4 separate regions of the Homo sapiens genome follow, and regions 1, 3 and 4 are each linked to region 2. Evidence: chromatin contacts called from ENCODE Hi-C or POLR2A ChIA-PET data. All regions are on one chromosome and are shown on one strand. Each heading gives the region's core, a stretch centred on a gene start or an enhancer-like site at or near the end of the contact. The rest is flanking DNA. Distances are from core to core; before and after follow the strand shown.

Region 1 (3,559 bases), core at 538-3,037, 540 kb before region 2:
TGGTCCTCACAATTTACTGTGTATCAGAATGACCCAGGGAGCTTGTTAGAAAGCACATCCCCAGAGCATGTTCTCAGAGATTCTGATTTAATAGTGGGTTAGAGAATATGGGTTCTTAGCAAACACCTCAGGGGAGTCTGAGGAAGGTGGTCGCCACCGTCCTCTGAGATACACCTGCTATAGTGCAAAGAACATTTGACTTCTTAGACTGATGGAAAAGCTCATTGCATTTCCTGAAGCCTCATCAGTAGCAGTGAGCAGAACAGGCAGAGATGCAAACAGCTTTAAAGATGAGAGCATGAGGGATTAAACCCAGGCTTTAAAATGCATTGCAAGTAAGTGGTATGTCAGGAGACTTGACATGTACATGCAATTTCAATGTGGCGCAGTCCTGGACAACCTCTAGGTCACACACGACTCAGTGTATCTATCTATAAAATGGTGATGATGATGGTGGAAGGTAATAACCTGCACTACTACATTGTCACGAGGATTAAATGATGTGATGCACGAGAAGTACTTTGCCTAGCACTTGGTAAATGGCAGCTTCTCTGATGATGCATAATTGCTGGGGGTGGATGAGGGCAGGTTTCTGTTTAATGCCTTTACATAATGGACTTCTGCTGAGGGTTTCATTTGAAGAAAGGGGTTCTGGTTCTGTAGCTAAAGAAAGTGTACAGACCCTTCCATCCCTGGGGGACTAGGATGCAGCAGGCTGTTTCTGCAGAGGGCTCATCCTGGTTTGTGCCTAGAACAGTGGTGCCTTTCTCTGGTCCTGACCGGCTCCCCCAGCCCCCACCTATATCCCTGGAAGATTTCAATGATCAGACCAAACAGGGACTGTTTCTCTCCATTTTCTAGAAGTAGAGATTGAGGCCCTCGGGAGGCGAAAGGAAGCTGGTTATGGGACCCCTAAAAGCTCTTGCCCCCTTCCCCTGATTGTTAGATTTGGGGCTGAGGCTACCAGCCCCAGCTGGCCTGAGGTCCTTCCCTGCACTGCCTTCTAGGAGCTGGGCCTGCAGGGAACCAGGAAGCTGGTGTCTTGGCCAGGGTGTGCCACTTCCTGGTTCTGGCCAGTTTTGCTGCAAGTCAGGTCAGCCTGACCTTACCAATGCTGTAAAACCCATTCTGGGTGCAGATGGGGGAAGAGAGGGATCCCAGGGCCTCATCTGGCCCTGCTATCAGCCTAATGAAGGGGGTGGCTTGGAGGGTGGGCTGTGGGAGGGCTGAGGGTGCTGTCAGTGCGCACTAGCGAGTGTGTATAGAAGAGTGACTGTAATTTTAAAAACATAGCTTCAGAGTTGGGCGAAGAGGGGAGTAGTACATTGAGTGCCTGGGCTGTGTGGGACGGTTCAAAAAAAATCCTAAAGTGTTGTCTGTGTCCTATGGCTGCGAGGGCCTGGGAGGAGCATGTGGCACTGTGCAAGTGAATGGGGTTGAGTGAGCTGGTGTGTGTGGCAGTGAGTGGGAGCCTGTTAGCACATGCAGGCATGTGAGCTGTGTGCTGGCATGTGCTGCTGTATGTGCCCATACAAGGAGAGAGCACTGGCCAGGAGTCTCACGATCTGGGTTCGAATCCCAGTGCTGCAGCCACTGGGCTCTCTGACCTCTGGCAACATGCACCATGTGGAAGTGAAAACATGAGGTTTCTCCTGCCTCCCTAACCGTGGCAGCTCCAGAGTATACGTGTGGGCACGTGGGTATGTGGATGGGCAGGAGAGGGGACCTGGGCAGCTGGGCTCTGGGCGCCCCTGACTGTGCAAGGGGATCGCTGCTGCTACACAGGCGGAGCAGGGGCTGAGGCCGGGTGGAGGGAGCAGTCTGTGGTTGGGGGGGTGCAGCTGGCCCAGCAGTGAGTGGCTCTAAATTATCCCATCTGCTGTCTGGGCTGGGCCCTTCTCACTCTGGGTGGAATTTCTGATGGTGTCCCGGCTGCCTGAGGCGGGCGGCCTCCCAGCCGCAGCTGCTGCCTGCTCTTTTGAAGCTCAGCCCTGGGCCAGCCACCCCTCCCTCCCAGCCTCTGTTCCTCTGTCCTGGGCCTACATTCCTCAGCTGCCAGAGAAGGCATTTCTGAGAGGGCCACTCTGCCTGTGCTCCTGCTGCCCAGAGCCCATGGAGCCCCTCCCTTGGGGGACAGGCCCCTTCAAGCCACCTCCTTCCCCTGGTTAGGAGTGGGCACCCTGCATTATTCCAATCACTTCTCCTACCCTTGGAAGCTTAGCTGGAGGGCAGGGTATGGGCAGGAATGGGCACAGGGCTGCTGGCCCAGCTCCCTGCTCCTCCCTTGGGGTCCCTGAGCCCTCTCAGCCTGAGGTCCTGGAGGTCCCTGAGTGGGGAGGCCTTTGTGCTCCACATTCACTCCCTTCAGGGCTGGATTCCCAGGCCAGACGCCTGGGCCAGACTCTAGAATCAGCCCCTTGGAACTATGTGGCCTTGGGGTGTGAATGGCCCGTGCTCATAGAGTCTTACTAACAGCTGCCTCTGACTGACAGCTTCCCTTGTGGGGTGCTGTGCATGCCCACCACAGTCAATCCCCTGCAGGAGCGCCATCTGAGAAGGTATATGTATCCCCATATTACAGATTGCTCAGAGCAATCCTGCTTGCCCCATAAGCTGCAGGATCAGGAGGTAAGCAGAGGACTGCCCAACTCCTGACCACTCAGGCTAAAGCCCCACTCCTGACCACTCGCTCCATGGCTTCCTACCCCAGACATAGCACCAGTAAACAACTTGTGGTCTCCCCTCCACCGGCAGCTTCCTGGCCAGACCCCCAGCCCTGTTGTGCCCCAACAGGCCCTCCACACTGTGGTTCTACCTCTGAAACAGCTATGCTATGAGCCAGCACTTTGTCCACTCGGCCCTCATTCCTTCCCTGCATCCCCAGCAGGAGGCAGGTGAGTCCCTGACCAAGGTTGGAGGGTGCACCATGGGGTGCAGTGACTGAAGAAAGCCTGCCTAAATGATCAGAGCAGGAAGGATTGGGTTGGGATTCTTAGGATTGAAAAGGTTTTAAAGCCCTGGAGGCTCTGGGGTTTGCTTTCTTAAGATTTTTTCTACCACAATTCAGTTTTTATTTTTTTAGACCTAGTCTCGCACTGTCGCCCAGGCTGGAGTGCAGTGGTGCAATCTCGGCTCATTGCAACCTCTGCATCCTGGTTTCAAGCGATTCTCCTGCTCCAGCCTCCTGAGTCGCTGAGATTACAGGCACCTGCCACCACGCCCAGCTAAGTTTTGTATTTTTAGTAGAGTCGGGGTTTCACCATGTTGGCCAGGCTGGTCTCAAACTCCTGACCTCGTGATTCACCCGCCTCAGCCTCCCAAAGTGCTGGGATTACAGGCGTGAGCTACCGCGCCTGGCCATAATTCAGGTTTTGTAAAATTTTGTTTTAATTAGAGAGTAAAGACATTCTAGAAAAACTTTTTTTTTTTTTTTTTTTCATTGAGACCAGGCTGGAGTGCAGTGGCACGGTCTTGGCTCACTGCAAGCTCCGCCTCCTGGGTTCACACCATTCTCCTGCCTCAGCCTCACGAGTAGCTGGGACTACAGGTGCCTGCCACC
Region 2 (3,271 bases), core at 94-2,593:
GTACAACACTTTAGGTACAGACACTTCTATAAAACTGTTAGAAGTGCAATGAAAATCAGCACTTCTTTTATTTGTCCTAAAATTATTTTCCTCAAACCTTGTACTTATGGTTTTCATGGAATTTGTGTGACCTTCCCTCTTTTAACCTCACTGGGCCATTTCATTTGCACAATGAAAGCTTTGATCTAACAAACCTCCAAGGCCCCCTCCAAACGCTAATGACTAGGATCTCACATCCCATATTCACCTTTCTAATACATCACTTTCATACTCAACCTTCTCCAATCTCACTTTTCCAAAAGATCCTTGTACTAGTGATGACTTTCTAGGATGACCATTAGTCCATAAGATGCCTTTGCATGAATCAGAAAAAGATGCTTCCTTCCTTCAAATGGACGCAGCCTGGCCTCAGAGCCTTGAGTCATTCAAGGTGTTACCTGGCAAGCCCTTAACCTTAAATATCATTGCAATCTTCAGAAGAGCCAGCTTCAGCCCATGAATGCAACCACCCAGGAGAAAAAATGCCTGAAGGAGTCATTCTGGTTTTACAGGTACAAATGCTGTCCATAAACACACACACACACACACACACACCCCCCCACACACACAGAAAAACCCACGAAGATCTTTCTCTTCTTCCCTCTGCCCTCAACTTTTCACTGATGCTTTTCTTTAAGGGCAAATAGTTGCCAAGGTCTATAACTGCAAGCTTTGCAACTCCCCGTGGGAGCCAAGCCTGCCAAGTGTGGTGCCTCAAATAGCAGCCCCCAAAGCTGTGGGGTTCACTGAGTATCATTCAAGACAGAAGCAGGAAAGCATGTGTGTGACCACAAGACCTCAGAAAGGAGATGGGGCTGTACAGAGATCCTGGCTGGATGATCAAGTCACTAAGGTCAAAGGTAAGGGCAAAGACTCAGTCAAGAGAAACAACAGAGCACCTTCAGCTCATCAAAAAAAAAGATTAATGTATTAATCGGAACACTAAGCATTTCTCCCTTGAGTATTTTCTCTTCCTATTTACTGATCAAATCTTTGTGAATGAAAGCACAATCCTCTTACTGGATCAAGAACGACACATACACAAAAGCCCCTCAACTGAAAAATCAAGTCGGGCAGGTCATGATTTCACCTTTATGTGAACAGGATGCAACCACAAAGGCCTGGATAGGGAGCTGGTGGCGCAGCTCCCACCAGCGTCATCGTTAATAAGTAAGCAGCAGCGGCCTATGCAAAGCTCTCCTCGCCCTGGCAAGCACACTGACCAGGTCTGAGCAGGCACGACCCAGCGGTGCCAAGAAAGCACAAGGTCTGGGGCAGAGCAGGAGGGAGGGGAGGTGTCTGTGTGCTGCCGAATGAAGCTCAAGTGGCTGGATCCAGCTCCGAAGGCCAGAAGCTCTAAGCAGCCCCTTCTACACCACACCACCCACTTCCTAATGTTGTTTTTCCCACCGGCGGTGGACTCTGACTCTGGGTGGCCTTGGGGGTCCTGGAGCTTAAGACCATGCAGAAGCTGTCACTCGGGAGACCAGAAGTTCAGAAGTAGGAGCTGCAGCCGCCTGGGTCTGTGGTTCTTGGCTGCCCCGAGAGGCAGTTCCTCTGCTTGGGGAGAAAGCAGGGTCTTTGTGGCAGTGAACAAGGCTGTCCTCAAGGAGAAACGGGGCCAGAGCTGCTTTGTTTTCTCAGGAAGGCCTGAATCATTAAGGAGAGAGCAAGCTCTCGAGCACACAAGATGAGAACAAATCAGCCCCGAGAAGCGGGGAAGGGTCTACTGAATGGGCCCTGGGCAGCTGGCCTGGGAGGTGCAATGTTGGAGCGTCTCAACCGGTCCAAAATAACCACACCAATTTGCACACGAATAAGCAAACACAAAACCCCAAAGCGAGGACATTCAAAACCGAAAGCAGCTGCTAATCACCTGTTTAATTTTTTTTTTCTTAAATTAGCTGCAACGAAGAATTTTCAAACTCTCAAATACAATACACGGCTTAACATTTTCATACACCTGTAAAACCAGTAAGTTAAATCCCATTACAAAAGACTCCAACTTATAAAGGAGCAGTTCAAATACAGTTCTTATCAAATATAAACAATGGAAAATGATTTAGGCATAAAACATCAGTCACTGGAAATTAACATTTGAAAAAAATTTTTTTACATAAAAACCATCTGTGTATTGAGATGGTGCACTCTGCTAAACCACAGGCCTAATTAGGAAACTAGGAACCAAGGCATTACAGAGCAATGCATTAAGTTTTGTGTGTTTTCGTCTTTGGGGGAGGGGGGATCTTGCTGAAATCTTATCAATACTGTGTTGTTCTTTCTTCTCTGTACATCTAAAATGATGTCTATGTCGGATTGCTAAGAGTGCTTTTGGCTGACAGACAAAACACAACTTGTCTTAGTCTGGGGTGGTTCTCCCTGCTGACGTCCCCACCCAAGGATAATCTGCTTAAGAGTCCAACCAGGGCATCAAAGTTATCAAGAAGATAAAAATGAAGAAACATGCCCGCCAAAAAAGAAGTTATGCAAAGAGGGGAGATCTGGTATGTGTGGGTAGTAAGGTCCAGAATTAAACCTTTCTTTCCCCGTCACTCTCTTTCCTAAGCAAAAGATTAAAAAAGACTGGCCAGGCACGGTGGCTCAAGCCTGTAATCCCAGCACTTTGGGAGGCTGAGGCGGGCAGATCACCTGAGGTCAGGAGTTCGGGACCAGCCTGGCCAACGTGGCGAAAACCCAACTCTACTAAAAACAGAAAAAATTAGCTGGGCGTGGGGGTGGGTGCCTGTAATCCCAGTTACTTGGGAGGCTGGGGCAGGGAGAATTGCTTGAACCCGGGAGGCAGAGGTTGCAGGGAGCTGAGATTGTGCCATCGCACTCTAGCCTGGGAAACATAGCCCATGTCCTAGCCTGGGAAACATAGCCTATGTCATCTAAATGCCACTTTACATCTTCCAAAGTATTTGATGGATATCTTAGTTGATGCACCCAGCTCAGAAACTAAGTCTCAGAAAGGTTAAATGGCACATCCAGGGTCACAGAGCAAGTTATTAAAAGGTGAGCCAGAGTCTGGAACCCGCCAGGCCCTGCCTGCCCCCATGGCCTCTCAAAATAGCATTGCCAGAACAAGGGAGGGGGTTTGGCCCAACCCTCAGAGCAAAAGAATCATGTGGTCATGATCAGTGGTAACCACGAAAATCAGCATGTGATTATAATTCAGGAGTCTGTGTTTTGAGGGTAAAGACACCAGTTCCACTTGAGTTTTGGCACGCAT
Region 3 (3,598 bases), core at 977-3,476, 580 kb before region 2:
GTGGCCTTTCTGTGGATCACTGACCTTAATTTGGATTCTGAGCCGAGCCTGGGGTCCCCAGGGAAGTGTAAAGGCTGCCACCGAAGAAGGGGTTGCATGAGAACTCCTTCAGACCAGCCCTGCCCCCCAGGCTCAATTTAGGAACATGAATAGGGTGGTCTTATTTTCGGACTCTGGCTTCTCCACACACATTTCCCAAAGGCTTGCTTTTTTAGACAATGTCCCTCTGTCCCCATTCACCTCGTTTTCCTTCCTGGCCCCAGCCATCAGCAGTGGCTACTGTTAATAGTTCCCATTTGTAAGAGGACTTGCTCCATGTCAAACATGCTACTTATGTAATTTAGTTTAGTCCTTATACTGACCCTAGGAGCCAGCGATTATTGTCTTTTTGGATGTGGGAACTGAGGCTGAGGGTTAAGTAACCTGGCCAAGTAACACACCCACTCACTTGGTGAGGTGTTTATTTGGTTTTGGTTTTAACCTTTTACTGTGAAAAATGTCAAACATCTACAAAAGTAGAGAGGTTAGTATAGTAACTTCCCTTTGCTGTTATGGAGAAGCCCTGGCTCCAGTTCTTCTGTGGCATACAGCAGACACCTTTGGGTGAATTAGAAGAAGGTGCTCTTCCTGTAGGTCACACAGCTTGGTAGGCAGAGTGTAGGCTGGATTTGAGCTCCATTTGCCCCTTTGGATGGGCACGTTGTAGTGAACAGCCTGCATAACTGTATATGGCAACCCTGTCTACCTAACTTTTATCTAGCTTTTGGCATAAAGAAAGGAGACTATACCCAGACACCAGTTCCTGACAGAATAATGACTTCTCTGCTCAGTCCTCTGCTATGTGGGATAGGGGGAGAAAAGCTCAGTCATGGGGGACTTTTCCAGTTAAAATGAAACAGGGAGATGATTCCCAGAGGAGACATTTCGGCTGCAGAGGAGGGTGGGGAAGATGAGTGGTGTCTTTTGCGGCTTCTGTTTTCCATCAGCCACCTGCTCTCTTGATGACTCCTCCTTGATGCCTTCTCCCATGTGTCTGCGCCCAGAGCAAGGGAAGCACTTGTCTACAGCCACACGGCTGGCAGGAGTAGAGTTGGTAGAGCCTTGGGTGTGAAAGCCTGGTGTGAACTCACTCTTGGCTGCCACCCTCCTGGAGTCACTAGGACAAGCTGTCTTTGCCTCCTGGCAGCTTAGCTTCTCTGGGGCTCAGGTTAGCCAGGGGCTGCGTGGGAGTTCTGCTTTGCACCTGTAGAACTGTTTCTTTTAGTCCCAAGTGGGGCTTATGAGTCACCAGATAGGGTGCTTCCTAAGGGTAGTTATTGTATTTTTTTAAAAACTACTGTGCCCTTGATTATACCCATGACAGCACCTGGCACTGTTGCTCCAGAAATATTTGTTAAACAGATGAATGTTAAACAAATGAATGCAGCATCCTGCTGAAGGGCCCAGGCTGAAAAATTCCTGTGCTTTAGTCAGGAGAGGCTGGATTATGCTGCAGGAATAATCAAATCCTGACATCCCAGGGGCTTGACACCATCTAGGTTTATTTTTTGCTCGTGGAAAGTCTTGTAGGTCAGGCAGTGCACCTCCATCTGTAGCCACATCATCTGGAATATAGGGCCTTCAAGGTTACTGCGGGAGGGGAGGAGAGAGATGGAGGAAACTGACACCTGTTACTTCCATTCACATTGTCCAGAGCTGGTCACATGGGGCCGACCTCACTGCAAGGAAGGCTGGCAAATGTAGAGGAGAGAAGAGCTGTCTTTGCCGATCTAAAGGAGAGGATTTTGAATTTCTTGTTTCCAGCTTCAGTCCATTGGAGTGCCTCTGGCTGAATCGCTTACTGTGCCACCATTTTTTTTTTTTTTTTTAAACACTGACAGAAATGGAATACCTGCCACTTCCTTTAATCCAGGGAAGGAGGCATGGGATGGCACTGAAGAAGAGTCACATGGCAGGGTTTTTAACGGCTCCTTTATTACATGTTGACTATATGATGTTGATTTAGTCACCTCTAGAGCCTCTTTCCTCATCTGTACAGGGAGGATAGTGATGCCAGCTTGTCTCTCAGTTCAGACTCTACTGAAGGCAAGTAACAGAAACCAGCTCGAGCTATTTGAAGCCATAGGGGAATTGAAGACTCAAAGGAGGAAGTGCCTGGTCTCCCAAGTGCCGGGGGTGTGTGGGGGTGTGGTGGGGGTGGCTGACGCAGCTGTTCTCAGTGAGTCTGCATGGTGCACCTGCAGGACGCCGCTGCTGCTGTGGATGTGCACCAGGTGGTATGGCCCCTCAGCTCCCAAATACACCCGTCCACTTTCCAGTAACCCTTAGTTACTGAATGGTGTCTGAGCCTTGATGTGAACTCCTGAGGAGAGAGTCTGATGGGCTTGTGTGGATCAGCTGTCTACCACTGGGCCAGTCAGCTGGGGCCAGGAGGGCATGATCACGCAGCACCAGGGGGTAGGAGCTTTCCCCTGTGAATGGGAGTAGAGGCGGTCCTCACAGGAGGGATATGAGCTGGCCAGACACGTCCAGAAGCTGTTCAGGTCAGGCGAAATGGTTCACGCCTGTAATGTCAGCACTCTGGGGGGCCAAGGTGGGAGGATCACTTGAGGTCAGGAGTTCGAGACCAGCCTGGGCAACATAGTGAGACCCTCTCCCCCCACCCACATCTCTACACATAATTTGAAAAATTAGCTGGGCGTGGTGATGTGTGCCTGTAGTCCCAGCTACTTGGGAGGCTGAGGTGGGAGGATCACCTGAGCCCAGGAGTTCAAGGCTGCGGTGAGCCGGGATTGTTCCACTGCACTCCAGTCTTCACCCAGACTGAGATCTCGTCTCAAAAAAATAAAAAGCTAGACCGGGCATGGTGGCTCATGCCTGCAATCCCAGCACTTTGGGGGGCCAAGGCAGGCAGATCACTTGAGGTCAGGAGTTCAAGATCAGCCTGGCCAACAAGGTGAAAGCCCGTCTCTACTAAAATACAAAAATTAGCCAGGCATGGTGTCACACTCCTGTAGTCCCAGCTACTCTGGAGGCTGAGGCAGGAGAATCGCTTGAACCCAGAAGGTGGAGGTTGCAGTGAGCCAGGATCATGCCATTGCACTCCTGCTTGGGTGACAGAGTGAGACTCCTTTTCAAAAAAAAAAAAAAAAAAAAAAAAAGGCTGGGCACGGTGGCTCGTGCCTGTAATCCCAGCATTTTGGAGGCTGAGGCAGGCAGATCACCTGAGGTCAGAAGTTCGAGACCAGCCTGACCAACATGGAAAAACCCCATCTCTACCAAAAATATAAAATTAGCCGGGCGTGGTGGCACATGCCTGTAATCCCAGCTACTCAGGAGGCTGAGGCAGGAGAATCGCTCGAACCCGGGAGGCAGAGGTTGCGCTGAGCTGAGATAGCGCCACTGCACTCCAGCCTGTGCAACAAGAGCAAAACTCTGTCTTAAAAATAAATAAATAAATAAATAATAAATAAATAAAATTTAAAAATAAAATAAAAAGCTGTTGTCCATGTTTAGCTGGTTCAGGGTTGCTGAGCTGGCTGGGTAATGTCTGTAAGAACACTGAGAACTATCAGGTATTGCATATGTGTGCTCTGGT
Region 4 (3,600 bases), core at 533-3,032, 980 kb before region 2:
TGCTGGTTATATTTTGTTTCTTTCTTTCCTTCCTTCCTTCCTTCCTTTTTCTTTCTTTTCTTTCTCCCTTCCTTCCCTTTCTTTCTTTCTTTTATTTTCTTTCACTTTTTTTTTTTTTTTTTGAGACAGGGTCTCACTTTGTCACCCAGACTGCAGTGCAGTGGCATGATCATGGCTCACTGCAGCCTCAACCTCCTGGGCTCAGTTGATCCTCCCACCTCAGTGCCTCAAGTAGCGGGGTCTACAGGCATCCACCACCACATCCAGCTAATTTTTATATTTTGGTAGAGACGGGGTTTTGTCATGCTGCCCAGGCTGGTCTCGAACTCCTGGGCTCAAGCCATCCACCCACCTCGGCCTCCCAAACTGCTGGGACTACAGGCATGAGCCACTGCGTCCGGCCTTTTATCTTGATCTTGATGCTAGTTATGTAGGTCAGTTCACTTTCTGGAAATATATTGTTATATACTTAGGATTTGTTCACTGTTATACTTCAAATAAAAAGTTTGCTTTGGCTGGGTGTGGTGGCTCACGCCTGTAATCCCAGCATTTTGGGAGGCTGAGGCAGGTGGATTGCTTGAGCTCAGAAGTTTGAGATCAGCCTGTGCAAAGGGCGATGCCCTGTCTCTACTAAAAATTTTTTTAAAATTAGCTGGGCGTGGTGGCACACGCCTGTAGTCCCAACTACTTGGGAGGCTGAGGCAGGAGGATCACTTGAGCCCAGGAGGTCACGGGTGCAGTGAGTCCCAGTTGTGCCACTGCACTCTAGCCTGGGCAACAGAGCAAGACCCTGTCTCAAAAAAAAAAAAAAAAAAATCAAATACAATAATTTAGGCAAAAGCAATTTGAGAGTTGTAAACTATGTAAGGAATTGTCATTATCCAAGGTTGCCTATCTCTAGGTAAGTTCTAGATAGGTGTGACAAGAATTTCATCCTTCCAGCATTGTTGGGTAATGGTAATAGGTGTTCCACCACATATATCATACATAAATACATCAAAACTGAATCAAAACAGAAACATTTTCCTTCAAGCACCAGGGCTTTTTTTTTTTTTTTTTTTTTCCAAAGACAGGGTCTTGTTCTGTTTCCCAGGCAGGAGCGCAGTGGCACGATTGTAGCTCACTGAAGCCTCCAGCTCCTGGGCTCAATCAATCCTCTCACTTCAGCTCCTAGAGTATCTAACAATACAGGTGCGCACCACTCCACCCAGCTCATTTTGGGGGTATTTTTGGTATTTTTTGTAGAGACAGGGTTTCAAATTCCTGGCCTCAAGTGTTCCTTCGGCCTCAGCCTCCTAAAAGGCTAGGATTATATGCGTGAGCCACTGTGCCTGGCCAAGGTTTTTTTAAAATTTTAATCTTTATGTTCTCGTTTTTTATAAGATAAAGTTTGGTTTGGGTTTTTTTTTTGTTTTTTTGTTTGTTTTTCTGTGGTTCTTTTTTTTTAGACAGGGTCTCACTATGTTGCCTAGACTGGCCTTGAATTCCTGGGCTCAAGAGATTCTCCCGCTTCAGCCTCACAAGTAGCTGGGACTACAGGCATGTGCCACTACACCTAGCTTAAATTTTTAAAAATGTGTTATATACTTCCTTGCTATTTGGATACAAGATTCTGAATGTGATTTAACCTGATTTGGTTCAAAGTCATTGTTGTAAACCTCCATTTTTGTATCATGTGGTGAAATGGTTCCGGGACTGACTCTTTTTCTACCTCTTGGATTCATAGCAACCTGTCAGCTGTCACTTCTGTTGCTCATGTGTGGCTGTCCCCCTTCCAGTCTTGTCTGACCTAGGAGAACAGACAGCCACACTTGGTAAAAATTGCTATAGGTTGCACCAATAAGGTTTAGACTGGGGAGAAGAGCACATGGCTGCCTGCCTCAGTCTTGGGGTTTCGAGGCCTTCACCAGTGGGAAGGTGAAATGCAGAGTCTACAGAGGAGTGAAGGCAGACCACAGAACATTAGGACTGGGGGAGTCATGACTTAGGCCAGCCCCTCACTTTTTAGAGGAGAGGACTGAGCCCCAGAGACTGGTCAGCTTGACTTCAGGAGCGGGTCGCTGCTACTTTGTATGTCCTACACTGCCTAGCTCAGTACCTCTTGTCTAAAGATGCTGTGTTTCTCTGCCATAAGATCCCAGGAAGCGGGAACTGAGTGCAGAGAACACTCTGCCTTGTGCTGCTGGTACCAGCATGCCAGATCCTCTGAGAAATAGGATGGAAAACATTTCCCCTCTATGCCTTGGCACTCCCCCATTCTCAACCCTCTGCCTTCCGGGTAGAGGGCAGACATTATGTTGTCCCGATAGGGAACTTGAAGTCCAAGGAACTTTCCTTGGGGGTCTATCTATGGCGGATAGAGGCCTGGGCCTCTAAGAGAGAGCTGGCCTAGCCCATTTTGAAAGCCCCTGTGTGCTGCTTCCGGCCTATGCACTCTTCTTCCTGCAAACTGAGCTCTTGTGTTACAGAGTGAGCGTGAGGGAAGGGAAGGAGCAGCTTCAGACAGCAGGGTAGGGGGACCTCAGTTTCTCTCCAAAATGGATCCCTCATCCCCTTTCCAAACCCAGCAACTACCACCCTTTCAACCCCTTCCCCCATCCCGGAAAATACCTGGAAGGAAGTGAGCGCTCTGGGGCCACTAGCAGGAAGTGGGGGGTTAACTGTCACCTCATCCCTGGGGGCTTGAGTAGCAGAAGGCAGAGGGGGAAATGCAAATCCATGCTTGGGAGGGAGAAGAACTCCTGAGAGGAAGCAGGTGGCAGCCAGAGCCCAGACTTCCTCCTGGGCCAGTGGTCCCAGCAGGGGCTGGAGAGGCCTGAGGCAAGGGAGTTATCACAGGCACTGAACAAGACAGCAGTCGGCCCACCCTGTGCAGGCAGCTGCAGCACTTTCTCTGGTCAGCTGAGTAGACTCACTTCCTCTGCCCTGCACCCCAGAGAGGCCGGGAGATGGAGGGCGGGGTCTCAGGAGGAGGGGTGGGGCATGGTCTGGATTCATGGAAGGTGAGGAGATGCAGGAGAAATGAAGGGGGGTATGTCCCTGGGGAATCAGCTGGAGGCAGGCAGGCATCAGTCTCTTCTGCTTTTGCTTAGGGACTAAGATTCAGGAATCCCTCTGGCCTTGGCACCTCCCCCTACCTTGTTCTAGACACCAGGGGCCAAAATTGAGAACCACATGATATCCTTGCAAAGGGATCGTTTATAGCACCTGGAAACAAGAATCTAAGAAGCAGCCTTTGGCCTTGTGCCTCTACACTAATCATCTATTACATCCCTATGGCAATTTCCAGGTTCAAAATGGGCCACCTCTATTATTGCATTTGACCCTCAGTGCCATCCCACGAGGCAATATTATTCCCCTTTCACAGATGAGAAAACTGAGTTTCCATTACATCTCTCGCCCACAGTCAGTGGCCTGGTGAAGCTGCACTGGTGCTTCAGCCTTTCCCCTTGCACAACGCTGCTGTCCCTATGGCCTCCCTTCAGTTCTCCATGGCAGATGGGGATCCAGGGCCCATAACTGGGGCAGGGGCATGGGGGTCCTCCAGGTTTCCCTTTTTCTTCCTTGAACCCCATCCAGCCTGCAGGTGGGGCTCTGGGG

The links. Hi-C counts contacts between places; a loop is a spot of excess contacts on that map. ChIA-PET counts read pairs that join two places held with the same protein, here RNA polymerase II (POLR2A). Pooled maps may share reads with other maps.
Region 1: a loop to region 2 is called in a map with no recorded cell type, with 4 times the contacts of the local background. The contact joins two enhancer-like sites. A Hi-C loop is called at or near these places in 4 of 37 single-sample maps with no recorded cell type and 4 of 50 pooled maps. POLR2A ChIA-PET finds 5 or more read pairs at or near these places in 1 of 52 experiments (activated T-cell).
Region 3: a pooled map shows a loop between it and region 2 (3-fold over the local background). The contact joins two enhancer-like sites. A Hi-C loop is called at or near these places in 3 of 37 single-sample maps with no recorded cell type and 2 of 50 pooled maps. POLR2A ChIA-PET finds 5 or more read pairs at or near these places in 1 of 52 experiments (activated B cell).
Region 4: a map with no recorded cell type shows a loop between it and region 2 (7-fold over the local background). The contact joins two enhancer-like sites. A Hi-C loop is called at or near these places in 6 of 37 single-sample maps with no recorded cell type and 4 of 50 pooled maps.

Annotation. Positions count from the first base shown.
Region 1 is chr17:57,897,533-57,901,091 of GRCh38, reverse strand. All of the region lies in intron 1 of CUEDC1 (CUE domain containing 1), which reads left to right. Among named protein-coding and RNA genes, the nearest start is that of CUEDC1-AS1, 13 kb to the left of the region's middle. RefSeq lists enhancers at 556-1,226, 1,227-1,898 and a silencer at 1,830-2,124. Within about 2 kb of position 1,787, at least 23 of the 41 ENCODE cell types and tissues checked have a DNase peak (open chromatin) inside an H3K27ac peak, as active enhancers do.
Region 2 is chr17:57,355,528-57,358,798 of GRCh38, reverse strand. All of the region lies in intron 5 of MSI2 (musashi RNA binding protein 2), which reads right to left. Among named protein-coding and RNA genes, the nearest start is that of MSI2, 100 kb to the right of the region's middle. Within about 2 kb of position 1,343, at least 23 of the 41 ENCODE cell types and tissues checked have a DNase peak (open chromatin) inside an H3K27ac peak, as active enhancers do.
Region 3 is chr17:57,938,524-57,942,121 of GRCh38, reverse strand. All of the region lies in intron 1 of CUEDC1 (CUE domain containing 1), which reads left to right. Among named protein-coding and RNA genes, the nearest start is that of CUEDC1, 15 kb to the left of the region's middle. RefSeq lists enhancers at 401-550, 771-830. Within about 2 kb of position 2,226, at least 18 of the 41 ENCODE cell types and tissues checked have a DNase peak (open chromatin) inside an H3K27ac peak, as active enhancers do.
Region 4 is chr17:58,338,458-58,342,057 of GRCh38, reverse strand. All of the region lies in intron 3 of TSPOAP1-AS1 (TSPOAP1, SUPT4H1 and RNF43 antisense RNA 1), which reads right to left. Among named protein-coding and RNA genes, the nearest start is that of MIR4736, 4.2 kb to the right of the region's middle. RefSeq lists enhancers at 2,201-2,250, 2,691-2,800, 2,931-2,990 and a silencer at 3,476-3,600. Within about 2 kb of position 1,782, at least 4 of the 41 ENCODE cell types and tissues checked have a DNase peak (open chromatin) inside an H3K27ac peak, as active enhancers do.